2 separate regions of the Homo sapiens genome follow, and region 1 is linked to region 2. A link is a contact called in ENCODE Hi-C or POLR2A ChIA-PET data. All regions are on one chromosome and are shown on one strand. Each heading gives the region's core, a stretch centred on a gene start or an enhancer-like site at or near the end of the contact. The rest is flanking DNA. Distances are from core to core; before and after follow the strand shown. Region 1 holds the start of HDAC1 (histone deacetylase 1). Region 2 has its middle 32 kb from the start of KHDRBS1.

The links. Hi-C counts contacts between places; a loop is a spot of excess contacts on that map. ChIA-PET counts read pairs that join two places held with the same protein, here RNA polymerase II (POLR2A). Pooled maps may share reads with other maps.
Region 1: a loop to region 2 is called in a pooled map, with 3 times the contacts of the local background. The contact joins the promoter of HDAC1 here to the enhancer-like site in region 2. A Hi-C loop is called at or near these places in 2 of 50 pooled maps. POLR2A ChIA-PET finds 5 or more read pairs at or near these places in 3 of 52 experiments (HEK293T, WTC11 and naive thymus-derived CD4-positive, alpha-beta T cell).

What each region holds. Positions count from the first base shown.
Region 1 is chr1:32,287,121-32,293,769 of GRCh38, forward strand. HDAC1 (histone deacetylase 1) reads left to right here and starts at 4,963. Exons shown (of 14, transcript NM_004964.3): 1 at 4,963-5,098. The coding sequence starts at 5,050. RefSeq lists a silencer at 4,677-5,086 and enhancers at 5,697-5,756, 5,828-6,402.
Region 2 is chr1:31,978,461-31,985,114 of GRCh38, forward strand. No RefSeq gene overlaps it. Among named protein-coding and RNA genes, the nearest start is that of KHDRBS1, 32 kb to the right of the region's middle. Within about 2 kb of position 3,096, at least 6 of the 41 ENCODE cell types and tissues checked have a DNase peak (open chromatin) inside an H3K27ac peak, as active enhancers do.

The DNA of each region.
Region 1 (6,649 bases), core at 3,713-6,212, 310 kb after region 2:
ATTTTATTTTATTTATTTATTTTTGAAATAAATAATGAAATTATTTATTTATTTTTTCTTGCTCTGTCGCCCAGGCTGGAGTGCAGTGGCGCGATCTCGGCTCACTGCAAGCTCTGCCTCCCGGGTTCATGCCATTCTCCTGCCTCAGTCTCCCGAGTAGCTGGGACTACAGGCGTCCACCACCAAGCCTGGGTAATTTTTTTGTATTTTTAGTAGAGATGGGGTTTCACCGTGTTAGCCAGGATGGTCTGGATCTCCTGACCTTGTGATCCGCCTGCCTCGGCCTCCCAAAGTGCTGGGATTACAGGTGTGAGCCACCACACCCGGCCTCTTTTTTTTATTTTTAATTGAGATGGGGTCTCACTCTGTCACCCAGGCTGGAGAACAAAGGTGAAATCTCGGCTCCCTGCAGCCTCTGCCTCCTGGGCTCAAACAATCCTCCCACCTCAGCCTCCTCAGTAGCTGGGACCACAGGCATACACCAACACTCCCGGCTAATTTTTTGTATTTTCGGTGGAGACGGGGTTTCACCATGTTGCCCAGGCTGATCTCAAACTCCTAAGCTCAAGTGATCCATGTTCCTCAGCCTCCCAAAGTGCTGGGATTATAGGCGTGAGCCATAGCGTCCAGCCCTGACTTACATTTTAAAAGGATGGCTCTTGCTGCTGTCTTGAAAATAGACTGAGTTAGTCAGTTTATAAAACTGGGGAGATTTTGCATAAAACTCCAGATTTCTGCCTTCTCTTGAAAAATAGGGGCTAGGTGCGTTGGCTCACTCCTATAATCCCAGCATTTTGGAAGGCCAAGGTGGGCAGATTGCTTGAGCCCAGGAGTTTAAGACCAGACTGGACAACATGGCAAAACCCTGTCTCTACCAAAAAAAAAAAAAAATTAGCAGGGTGTGGTGGTGCACACCTGCAGTCCCAGCTACTCAGGAGGCAAGCTTGTATTCCTAGCTACTTAGGAGGATAGTTTGAGCCCAGGAAGTCAAGGCTGCAGTGAGCATGATCCTGCCATTGCACTCCAGCCAGAGCAAAAAAGAGAGCGAAACCCCATCTCAAAAAAAAGGGAAGATTTAGCTATGTTGGACTTACCTGTCCTCATGGAGCTGAATAATGGCCACCCCTCCAGGTAGGGCCTGAACTCTACCTTTGCCAGAGTCCCCTCCACTCCCTGTTGGTCTTAGACAATGAAACTGAGTGTTAGTAGCTATTTACCACCAAGCTCATGCTTGTTGTTCTTATAATAAAGATAAATGGTTTAATAAATGGTATGATAAAGAAAATTATATTATGGTATTATACCATTTAATAAATGGTATAATAAAGAAAATGGTTTTTTGCACCCACATTTCCATTAAAAAGTGAGAAAATTAAAGATACCTGAGGATGGCAGAGTGTTTGATGAAAGATAGGGAAATGTTGGCCAGGCACCGTGGCTCACACCTGTAATCCCAGCAGTTTAGGAGGCCGGGGCAGGCGGATCACAAGGTCAGGAGTTCAAGATCAGCCTGGCCAACATAGTGAAACCCCGTCTCTACTAAAAATACAAAAAATTAGCCGGGAGTGGTGGCAGGTGCCTACAATCCCAGCTACTCGGAAGGCTGAATGGCGCGATCTCAGCTCATTGCAACCTCTGCCTCCCAGGTTCAAGCCATTCTTCTGCCTTAGCCTCCCTAGTAGCTGGGATTACAGGCGCCTGCCACCATGCCTAGCTAATTTTTATATTTTTAGTAGACGTGGGGTTTCGCCATGTTGGCCAGGCTGGTCTCAAACTCCTGACCTTGGGTGATCTGCCCGCCTCGGTCTCCCAAACTGCTGGGATTACAGGAGTGAGCCACAGTGCCCGGCCTCTAATTTTTATTTTTAATTTTTTTAATTTTTATTTTTTTAATTTTTATTTTATTTATTTTTTGTAATTTTTAAAATATACAAAAAAAGGGCCGGGTGTGGTGGCTCACGCCTGTAATCCCAGCACTTTTTGGGAGGCTGAGGTGGGTGGATCACGAGGTCAGGAGATCGAGACCATCCTGGCTAACATGGTGAAACCCTGTCTCTACTAAAAATATAAAAAAATTAGCCGGGCCTGGTGGCAGGTGCCTGTAGTCCCAGCTACTCGGGAGGCTGAGACAGGAGAATGGCGTGAACTCGAGAGGTGGAGCTTGCAGTGAGCCAAGATCGCACCACTACACTCCAGCCTGGGCGACAGAGTGAGACTTCATCTCAAAAAAAAAAAAAATTATATATATATATATACATATATATATGCAAACAAAGAGCATCTGAGTCATAATAATGTAAATCTATCACCTGACTGACCTGCTGCCACACCTCATGATCTCATCTGATCCCCACACTCCTTCTCTTTGGGATACTGTGTACAGCCATAGCGTGGGTGAACTTTGTATTCCTATCCTCCCCATTTTTGTTATTTTATTTTATTTCTTATTTATTTGAGACAGAGTCTCACTCTGTCATCCAGACTGTAATGCAGTGGCCTGATCTCGGCTCACTGCAACCTCCACCTCCCGGTTTCAAGCGAATCTCCTGCCTCAGCCTCCTAAGTAGCTGGGACCTACAGGCACACACCACCACGCCCAGCTAATTTTTGCATTTTTAATAGAGACGGGGTTTCACCGTGCTGGGCAGGCTGGTCTCGAACTCCTGACCTCAGGTGATTTGCCCACCTCAGCCTTCCAAATTGTTAGGATTACAGGCATGAGTCACTGTGCCCGGCCTCCTCCCCATTTTATAACAAGGGAAATGGAGGCCCAGAATGGTTAAGTAAACCCACCCAGGGCTAGCTGAGAATTAGCAACAGAGAACTGGGAGTAGAATTTGTTCCCTGGCCCTTTGCTGTTTCTATTATAAGCCACCCAGTCTTAGATTTTCTGTTACCTTATAATTAATGACTCAAATGCAGTTTCTGAGTGAGAAACACAAGTCCCAAACACTCTTTAAAGAGGCATAAAGATGTATCTTGTTGTTTTCTTTTGTTTGAGACAAGGCCTGGCTCTATTGCCCAGGCTGGAGTGTGGTGACATGATCTTGGCTCACTGCAACATCTGTCTCCTGGGCTCAAGCCATCATCCCACCTCAGCCTCCTGAGTAGCTGGAACTACAGGAGCGCGCCCCCACACCTGGGTAATTTTTCTATTTTTTGTAGAGATGGGGTTTTGCCATGTTGCCCAGGCTGGTCTCGAACTCCTGAGCTCAAGTGATCCACCCATCTTGGCCTCCCAAAGTGCTGGGATTACAGGCGTGAGCCACTGTGCCCAGCCTCTTGTTGACTGTAGGACCACAAGTTGGCGGCTAACTTAGAGCAATGTTTGGCACACAGGAAGCACTCATTAAATATTGACATTATTGTAGTTATTTTAATAGCCCAGCATTGCACTTTTAGGTCTTTCAGCTTTCAGTGATGATCAGTTGATAATTGATGATCTGGTGGAGTGGTTCTTAATGGTAGAGTTGGGGGCAATTTTACACTCCCTTACACCCCACTAATCTTCCCCCCAACCCAATGGTAAAGCTATTGCACAGTACTTGGCAATGTCTAGAGACAATTTTGGTTGTCACAGCCTGGGGGGAAGGTGCTACTGGCATCTAGTGGGTAGAGGCTAAGGATGCTGCTTAATTTTTTTTTTTTTTGAGACAAGAGTTTCACTCTAGTTGCCCAGGCACAGAACAGCTTCACAGAAGCTGTTAATGCACAGAATAGCTTCCTACAAAAAAGCATTACCTGGCCCAAAATGTCATTAGCTACCAGGCTGAGAAACCTGCCCTCCTAGGCCGGGCGCTGTGGCTCACGCCCGTAATCTCAGCATATTGGGAGGCCGAGGTGGGCGGATCCTGAGGTCAGGAGTTCGAGACCACCTGGACCAACACGGAGAAACCCAGTCTCTACCAAAAATACAAAATTAGCCGGGCATGGTGGCACATGCTTGTAATCCCAGCTACTCGGGAGGCTGAGGCAGGAGAACCGCTTGAACACAGAGGCAGAGATTGTGGTGAGCCGAGATCACACCATTGCACTCCAGCCTGGGCAACTAGAGCGAAACTCTTGTCTCAAAAAAAAAAAAAAAAAAAAAAACAGGGAAAGAAAAGAAAGGAAACCTGCCCTCCTATCATAGGATAATCCCATTTCCTCCTGTCTAAAGAGACGCCTACTTAGTCATCCTGGGTGACTGCATCAGGGAGGTAGATTTTGGAGTCTGAAAGGCTGGGTTCTGTCACTTTGTTACAGTGCCTCTGGTGCAAAGAAAGCATTTTAAAAACCCTGTACAATTAAAAAATTGAATTTAATTACTTTGTGTAACTTTGAATAATTCACAGAAGTCTGAACTTCTTTATCCTGTCCTGTAAAATGGAGGTAAAAAGCCCTTGGCCGAGAGCTGTTTTGAGGAAAAACTGAAATAACATTGGTAAAGTGTCGCACAGTACTTGGCACACAGCAGCCCCTCGACAAACATTAGCTTTCTTTCCCTTTCTTGTCGGTTTCTTCCTCTCCAAACCCGCGTGTTGCTTTTCTTTTTAATTATTTTTCTGTAGCCCTCCTTTGCGGCCACAAACTCGCTTTCTAACCCAGGTTCAGCCCTTTTATTGGCTGAGTGACCTTGTGCAAGTCACTTTTCCCCTGTAGGCCTCGGTTTATTCTCCGTAAAATCAGAAAGTTGGCCTCCGATCTCCAAGCACGCTTTTCACGACGAAGTGGGACTGTTAAGTTTACAGAGCTGCTTTCCTCCCCCGGGACTGATGGTACGGTCCCCGGGCGGCTCCCCACCCATCTGTCGCAGACCTTGGTACAGGCCCAGGGGGCCCTCGGCGGCCTCTCCGGGCTGCCCTTGCCCCCTGCCGAGTTCCGGGCCCGTGTCTGCGCAAGCTGATTGGCTGGAGCGGTGCCCGGGCTGCGCGGCTATAGGTGAGCCCAGGAGGGGACGGGCGGGGCGGGCCGGAGGCCCGCCCCCTCCCCCCTGGGTCGGACGCTGAGCGGAGCCGCGGGCGGGAGGGCGGACGGACCGACTGACGGTAGGGACGGGAGGCGAGCAAGATGGCGCAGACGCAGGGCACCCGGAGGAAAGTCTGTTACTACTACGACGGTGAGCACCGTCCTCGCGGCGGGGGCGGGGCCAGGCCGGGCCGGACCGGGAACCTGGAGGCTGAGGCTGGAGCGCCGATGGGAGGCTGCGGGAGGCTGAGGCGCTGGGGAGAGGCTCGGAGAGGAGGCTGCGAGGGGGAAGTCGAGGCTGAGGGAGGAGGCTGCGAGGAAGGGAGATCGAGGCTGAGACCAAGAGGGGATCGCGTGGGGGAAGCGTGAGGTAATCTTGATGGGAAGATTCTGAGGAAGTCTGATGTGGAGAGTTTGAGTGGGACTCCTAGAGGGGAGGGTGCGTCGGAGCGGGGAGGCTGAATCTGATGGAGACGGCTGCAAGGATACATTTTCTTGCCGAGAACCCAAAGCTCTTCCCTGCCCCGTCCCTTCCTCATCTTTTCTGGGGGAAGAGTCCTGCACGACTGGTTGCCCGCCTCCCCTCCCCCAGCCTCTGAGCGGGGCCTGCGGTTGCTACTGCGACGTGGGGCGCCAGGGGTTGCAAGGAGAAGGATGCAACCTGTTAAAACAGACTTCTCACTTAATCTCTCAAGCAGGTTACTGTGTTCGAGGAAGTGTTGAGGGGCTGGGGCCGTGGGGTTGATCGGGTCACCCTTCCCAGTGACCGAAGTTCTCTCCGTGTCAGAGCTCAGAGTGTTAGGGGAGCACAGAGAAGAGGCACCGAACTCCACCTGAGGAGTCAGCGAAGGAGGGGACATCTTAGTTAGGACCTGAAGAACAGGAGTTCTTAGCCAGGCACAGGGAAGGCAAAGATAACAGCAAGTTTCAGAGGCAAGAGAGAGGACAGGACCTTTGAAAAACAGGCATTTGGCCGGGCGTGGTGGCTCACGCCTGTAATCCCAGCACTTTGGGAGGCCGAGGCTGGTGGATCACCTGAGGTCAGGAGTTCGAGACCAGCCTGGCCAACATGGTGAAACCCCGTCTCTACTAAAAATACAAAATTAGCCGCGCATGGTGGTGTGCGCCTGTAATCCCAGCTACTCTGGAGCCTAAGGCAGGAGAATCCCTTAGAACCCGGGAGGCAGAGGTTGCAGTGAGCTGAGATCGTGCCACTGCACTCCAGCTTGGACAACAGAGCGAGGCTCTGTCTTAAAAAAAAAAAAAAAAAAAGATGTAAATAGGGACCGGACCATGAAGGGCTGGGCATGCTGTCCCAAGGAAGTTGGACTTTATTGAGGGCACTTGTGAGTGATTCAAGTTTTATGCAGGTTATTGACATCATCAGGTTTATACCTTAGAAATTAAAGTAATGGGGGCCAGGTGCAGTGGCTCACACCTCTCTAATCCCAGTACTTTGGGAGGCTGAGGCAGGCAGATCACTCGGGGCCAGGAGTTCAGGACCAGCCTGGCCAACACGGTGAAACCCCATCTCTACTAAAAATACAAAATTTAGGCTGGGCACGGTGGCTCACGCCTGTAATCCCGGCACTTTGGGAGGCTGAGGCGGGCGGATCATGAGGTCAGGAGTTCAAGACCAGCCTGACCAACATGGTGAAACCCTGTCTCTACTAAAAATACAAAAATTACCCGGGTGTGGTGG
Region 2 (6,654 bases), core at 1,846-4,345:
TGGGCTTACAGGCATGAGCCACCGCGCCTGGCCTGTTTGTTTGTTTTTAAAGGGACAGAGTCAGGGCCGGGCACTGTGACTGACACCTGTAATCTTGGGAAACACCTTGGGAAGCTGAGGCAGGTAAATCACTTGAAGTCAGGAGTTTGAGACCAGACTGGGCCACATGGTGAAACCTCATCTCCACTAAAAATATATATATACAAAAATAAGCTGGTGGCACATGCCTGTAATCCCAGCTACTCCGGGTTGAACCTGGTAAGCGGAGGTTGTAGTGAGCTGAGATCGCACCACTGCATTCCAGTCTAGGCAACAGAGCGAGACTGTCTCTAAATAAATAAATAAACAAATAAACAATCAAAGGCACAGGGTCTTGCTTTGTTGTCCAGGCTGGTCTTGAACTCCTAGACTCAAATGATCCTCCCACCTCGACCTCCCAAAGTGCTGGGATTACAGGCATGAGTCACTGAGCCTGGCCAGACCAGAGTTTTCAAACTCTCATCATTCCCTTTGGTCTTTTCTATACATCTGTGTCCCTCCTTCCCTAGAGAAGACCCTATAGGAGGTTGGAATTCTGAGAATCTGGAAAGAATCCACAGACCAGCCCAGCTTACTTTGCAGGAGGTAGAAGCCTCTAGCTCAGCCTCCCAGTGACCAGAATCCTGGGCTGACCCTCAGGCCTCACCCTGCCAGTTCCCTTGCCCCACAGACATCTCTTTGCTTGCCACTGTGGCCCCAGTCACCACCAGACAGCAGCTCCGTGACTTTCCTTTCTCTCCATAGGAGATGTCTGTTTCCTTCTGTAGCCAAGCCAGAGAAGGTTCTGGGATTCCCCACTACTGGCAGAAGCCCACAAGTGCCCTGAGGACGGGGCTGAGTTGCATCCAAGTATCTCACTTTGGTCACGCAGACACCTGTTCCCTCTTTCTTTTATTCCCAAGACACTCACCCTAATCTTCATTGCCAAAATGAGTTACTCTCCACCTTTCAAATCCAGTTTAAACCTTAGAATCTTTCAGTTTCAACACCAGAGGACATACAATTTAAAAAATTAAAAAAATTAAAAAACGGCTGGGCATGGTGGCTCACACCTGTAATCCCAGCACTTTGGGAGGCTGAGGCGGGCAGATCACGAGGTCAGGAGATCGAGACCATCCTGGCTAACATGGTGAAACCCCATCTCTACTAAAAAATATAAAAAAATTAGCCGGGCATGGTGGCGGGCGCCTGTAGTCCCAGCTACTCGGGGGGCTGAGGCAGGAGAATGGCGTGAACCTGGGAGGCAGAGCTTGCAGTGAGCCGAGATCGCGCCACTGCACTCCAGCCTGGGCGACAGAGCGAGACTCCATCTCAAATAAATAAATAAATAAATAAATAAATAAATAAATAAATAAATAAAAATAAAACAACTTAGAATTTCCTCAGAAAGCCTTCCTCATCAGTTCTTCCGACTCCACTCTTGCTATTATGACAATTATTATCAGAAGGACTTCTGCACATAAATACCTAATAATAGCAACTAACATGTACTAAGATGTACTAAGTGCTATCAGCCCATCGCTGAGCTATTTGCAATACAGAAACCATCTCATTTAATTTTTACATCCACCTTGTAAGATATGTGCTACCGATATATAGAATATGTTGTGATTGGTAGCCCTGGACTGTACCATGAAGCGACCTTAGGAGCAATTACTTTATCCATTTCCATGGAAAAAAGTGAGGCTCGGAAAGGATAAATTACTAGCTTAAGTTCACACAAGCAAGCAAAAGGCAGAGACGAAACCTAAACCCAGGTATGACCAACCCCAAAGCCTATATTCTCTCTCTGTCTCTCTTTTTTTTTTTTTTTTTTTTTGGAGACAGAGTCTTGCTCCATTGCCCAGGCTGGAGTGCAGTGGCGCAATCTCGGCTCACTGCAACCTCCACCTCCCAGGTTCAAGTAATTCTTCTGCCTCAGCTTCCCAAGTAGCTGGGACTACGGGTGCCCATCACCATGCCCAGCTAATTTTTGTATTTTTAGTAGAGACGGGGTTTCACCATGTTGGCCAGGCTAGTCTCGAACTCCTGACCTCAGGTGATCCACCCAACTCAGCCTCCCAAAGTGCTGGGATTACAGGCATAAGCCACCTTGCCTGGCCAAAGTCTATATTATTAAGATTGCAATATTTTACTATGTCCCAGGTATGTGCAGTTCCAGAGTTAGGTAGTAGCTGGAGGAGTTTCTGAATTTTCTGTGTAACGTGGTTATATACGTGCTAGAATCGCAGTCAGTGAACTTAATATGCAAATGAAATACTCTGTACACTGTAAACAATGTTACCTCTCAAGTTTTTGCAGCAAACACCACCATTATCCCTTTGGAGTTAAACCCGCTTGGCTACCACCCTTGCTGTCAAACCCCCATGAGATGCCAAACACTTGAAAAGGGTTTCATCGGAGATGTCAGTGTGAGATTAAGAACACACAACAGATGAAATAGAGAAAACAAGGGAATTCACTAGCAGTTACTGGTAAGACGCTCAGGCTATTAGCCTGTCACACTCCCCACTGCCAGCAAAGCCATCTTTAGCCACTTGGAAACCTGGCCTTGCTTTCACTTCCTTTGTGAAATGTCCCGGGTGGTATTTTCCCCACAGTGTAAACAAGTCCTTTTACATTAATCAATTCATTTAATTCTCACAAAAACACTATAAAGTAAGTACTGTTATCATCTCCATTTTACAGATGACGTAACTGAGGCACAGAGAGTCTAAGCAGTTTGCTCAAAGTCACATGTGACATATGGCAGTGCTAGATTCAAACCCTTAAGTTACTGCGGAATCTGTGCTCTCAAAAACTACTACTCAGGCTGGGCGCAGTAGCTCACAGCTGTAAACCCAGCACTTTGGGAGGCTGAGGCAGGCAGATCACCTGAGGTCAGCAGTTCGAGACCAGCCTGGCCAACGTGGCAAAACCCCGTCTGTACTAAAAATACAAAAAAATTAGCCGGGCATGGTGGTGCATGACTATAATTCCAGCTACTCAGGAGGCTGAGGCAGGAGAATCACCACTTGACCTGGGAGGCAGAGGTTGCAGTGAGGTGAGATCACACCACTGCACTCCAGCCTGTGCGACAAAGTGAGACTCCGTGTCAAAAAAAAAAAAAAAAACCACATACACACACACAAAAACCCCTACTACTCTGTAGTTTGACAACAAAGCTAAATGAAGATAATTAGAAAATCCACTATTGCACCAGAATTGCAAAAGGGCTGTGGAGATATGTTTTTTTGTAGAATCTATGTGCTTTAGTAATGTGGAAGGGAGATCTCCCACCAAAATGTGTGGTGAGGTAGGCCTGGGTCACTCCCCAGACCAGGATCCCCCAGGCTCCAGGCTTTCATCTTAGCCCTGTAGTAACCCCCTCAGAAAAAGAATGCTTCTTTCCCATTTGTTCCAGCAAAAATCCTAAGATTGCTCTGATCAACTACCTTGGTTCTGTGCTTAACATTGACCCAGTTACAGAACTAAAGGATGGAATATGCTGACTTGTCGGGCCTGGGTGATATGCACATCCTTCTCTGCAGCCACACCCCAACACACGGAGCAAGAATGGAGAGATGGCTCCTAGCGAAAACTAGACTACTGAGAGGAGGGGAAAGAATGCTGAGCAGGCAAAACAACAGATGATCCAGGGATTCAGGCATTGACACTGGTAATTATAAGCCAGTGTGATAAATGACTTGACAGGAAGGAACTGGCACTGGAAGACAGCAGAGGAAACACCTAAACCAGAGGAAGTGGCATGTAAGCTGAGACCCAAGGAGGAGGTATCCAGGGCAAAGAGGGTGTGGGGTGGGGAAAGGAAACAGGCTGTGCATATTTTTATTTCCTTCCCTCCCTCCCTCCCTCCCTCCCTCCCTTCCTTTTTTTGAGACAGAGTCTCGCTCTGTCACCCAGGCTGGTATGCAGTGGCGTGATCTCGGCTCACTGCAACCTCCGCCTCCCAGGTTCAAGGGATTCTCCTGCCTCAGCCTCCCAAGGAGCTAGGATTATAGGCGCCTGCCACCACCCCTGCCTAATTTTTGTATTTTTAGTAGAGACAGGGTTTCACCATGTTGTCCAGGCTAGTCTCGAACTCTTAACCTCCAGTTATCCACCTGCCTCGGCCTCCCAAAGTGCTGAGATTACAGGTGTGAGCCACCACGCCTGGCCACATTTCTTGAAATGTGTGAGATTGGGGCCTAAACATTCACAGAGTCCGTGAGGATGAAGATGATGGGCCAGTCTGGGTGCCCTGGAGTGGCCTGAGCAGAAAGGAAGGAAAATGGATTAGGGGCTGAAGAGGAGATGAAGCTTTTAGTTTGGATATTGATCCTGAGGGGCACATGGGTCATTCTGTTAGAGATATCAAAGAGCCAGCTGAATATGTGGGTATGGCATTTGGGAGCAGGATCTCTGGACAGAGATCTGGGTGTGATCAGCACAAGGATGACCATTGAATGACCATCAGTTAAGGTCATCAAATGGTTACTGAGTGTAGGAGAGACATCCTTGGGTGAGGGGACCAAGTGGGAACAGACTCTTCAACAAAGACATCCAGATGGCCAAATAGCACAAGAAACAAGCATGTAAAAACATTATTACTGGCCGGGCTTGATGGCTCATGCCTGTAATTCCAGCACTTTGGGAAGCCGAGGCGGGCAGATCACTTGAGGCCAGGAGTTCAAGACCAGCCTGGGCAACATAGCCCGACCTCATCTCTACAAAAAACTTAAAAATTAGCCAGATGTGTTGGCATGCACTTGCAGTCCCAGCTACCCAGGGAGCTGAGGCAGGAGGATTGCTTGAGCCTGGGAGGTTGAGGCTACAATGAGCCATGATCATGCCACTGCACCCCAGCCTCGGCAACAGAAAAAGACCCTGTCTCAAAACAAAAAATATTATTACTTATTACTATGTGGGTAGATACATTAAAACAGTGAGATACCACTACGTACCTATCAGAATGGCTGAAATTTGAAATTAAAACGACTGACAATATTAACAACTGGAATTCTCATACACCACTGAAAGGAGTGTAAACTGGTACAACCACTTTGGAAAACTGGCGGTATTTACTAAAACTAAACATACGTATCCCCTCTGACCTAGCAGTTCCACTCAAATATATATAGCCAAGAAAAATAAATGGTTGAGTCTACCAAAAAGACATATGTAAAAGAATGTTTGTAACAGCATTATTCAGAATAACCAAAAGCTAGAAACAACCCAAATGCCTCCATTGTTATATGTTCATTTGATAGAATACTATACCACATACATAAAAAAACAAGTACTAAGTACTAACATGGATGAATTTTATAGCTATAATATTGAGTGAAAGAAGCCAGAACAAAAATAATGTACACCATGCAATTCCATTTAGAAAAATCTCAAAAACAGGTATAGTTAGTTGATGGTAATGGAGGTCAGAAATAATCGTTTCTATTGTGACAGGGGGTATGTCTGAAAGGCGGCCAAGAGAACCTTCTAGGGTCCTGGAAATAATCCGGATTTTGATCTGGTTGATGGTTATACAGGTATATACATGTATAAAACTTCAAGTTGGGTGTGGTGGTATGTGCCTATAGTCCCAGCTACTCAGGAGCCTGAGGAAAGAGGATTGCTTGACCCAAGGAGTTTGAGGCTGCAGTAAGCTATGATTGCACCTGTGAATAGCCACTATACTCCAGCCTGGGCAACATAGCAAGACCCTGTCACTAAAAACAAAAACAAAAACAAAATATTTTTAATTTAAAAAATCAGACAGTAGGCCGGGCATGGTGAGTCAGGCCTATAATCCCAGCACTTTAAGAGGCCAAGGCAAGCAGATCGCCTGAGGTCAGGAGTTTGAGATCAGCCTGGCCAACATGGTGAAAACCCTTCTCTACTAAAAATACAAAAAATAGCTGGGCTTGGTGGCAGGTGCCTGTAATCACAGCTACTTGGGAGGTTGAGGCAGGAGAATTGCTTGAACCTGGGAGGTGGAGGTTGCAGTGAGCTGAGATCACGCCATTGCACTCCAGCCTGGGCGACAAGAACGAGACTTCGTCTCAAAAAAAAAAAAAAAAAAAACAGAAAGTATTCATCTAGTTGCTCATTTAAGGTTTGTGCACATTACCGTATCTATTTTATACCTAAAGGTGGGGGTGAAGGAAAGTTTATCCCCTCTTCCCAAAGCCAAAATTAGTACTGATCCAGGGACTGTGGATGCTTTACAATTTGTGATATGATGTGACAGTTTCATGAGGCCCATCTTGATGAAGTTCCCCAGGACAAGAGCCTCTCTTTTGATTGTTTTCTCTACTGTTCCAAAGCATCTATACTGGGGCTCAGATCACAGCAGGCCCACAATGTCTGTGACTCAGTATCTGCTTGGAACAGCACACCCAGCCCTTCAGTGTTCAACTCGACACTCACTTCCTGAGTGTCTGCTCTATGCCAGGCCTTGTGCTGAGAGCTAGAGGTACAAACACAAGTAAGACAACCATCCCTACACTTGAAAAGTGGCCAAGCAAGAGGTGGGTACCCCAGGATGAAGGACAGGAACTTGCAGCAGCCAACCCATCCATCAACACATGTAAAATAATATTAGTAACAAATAACCACCATTTATGAACTGCCAGGTGC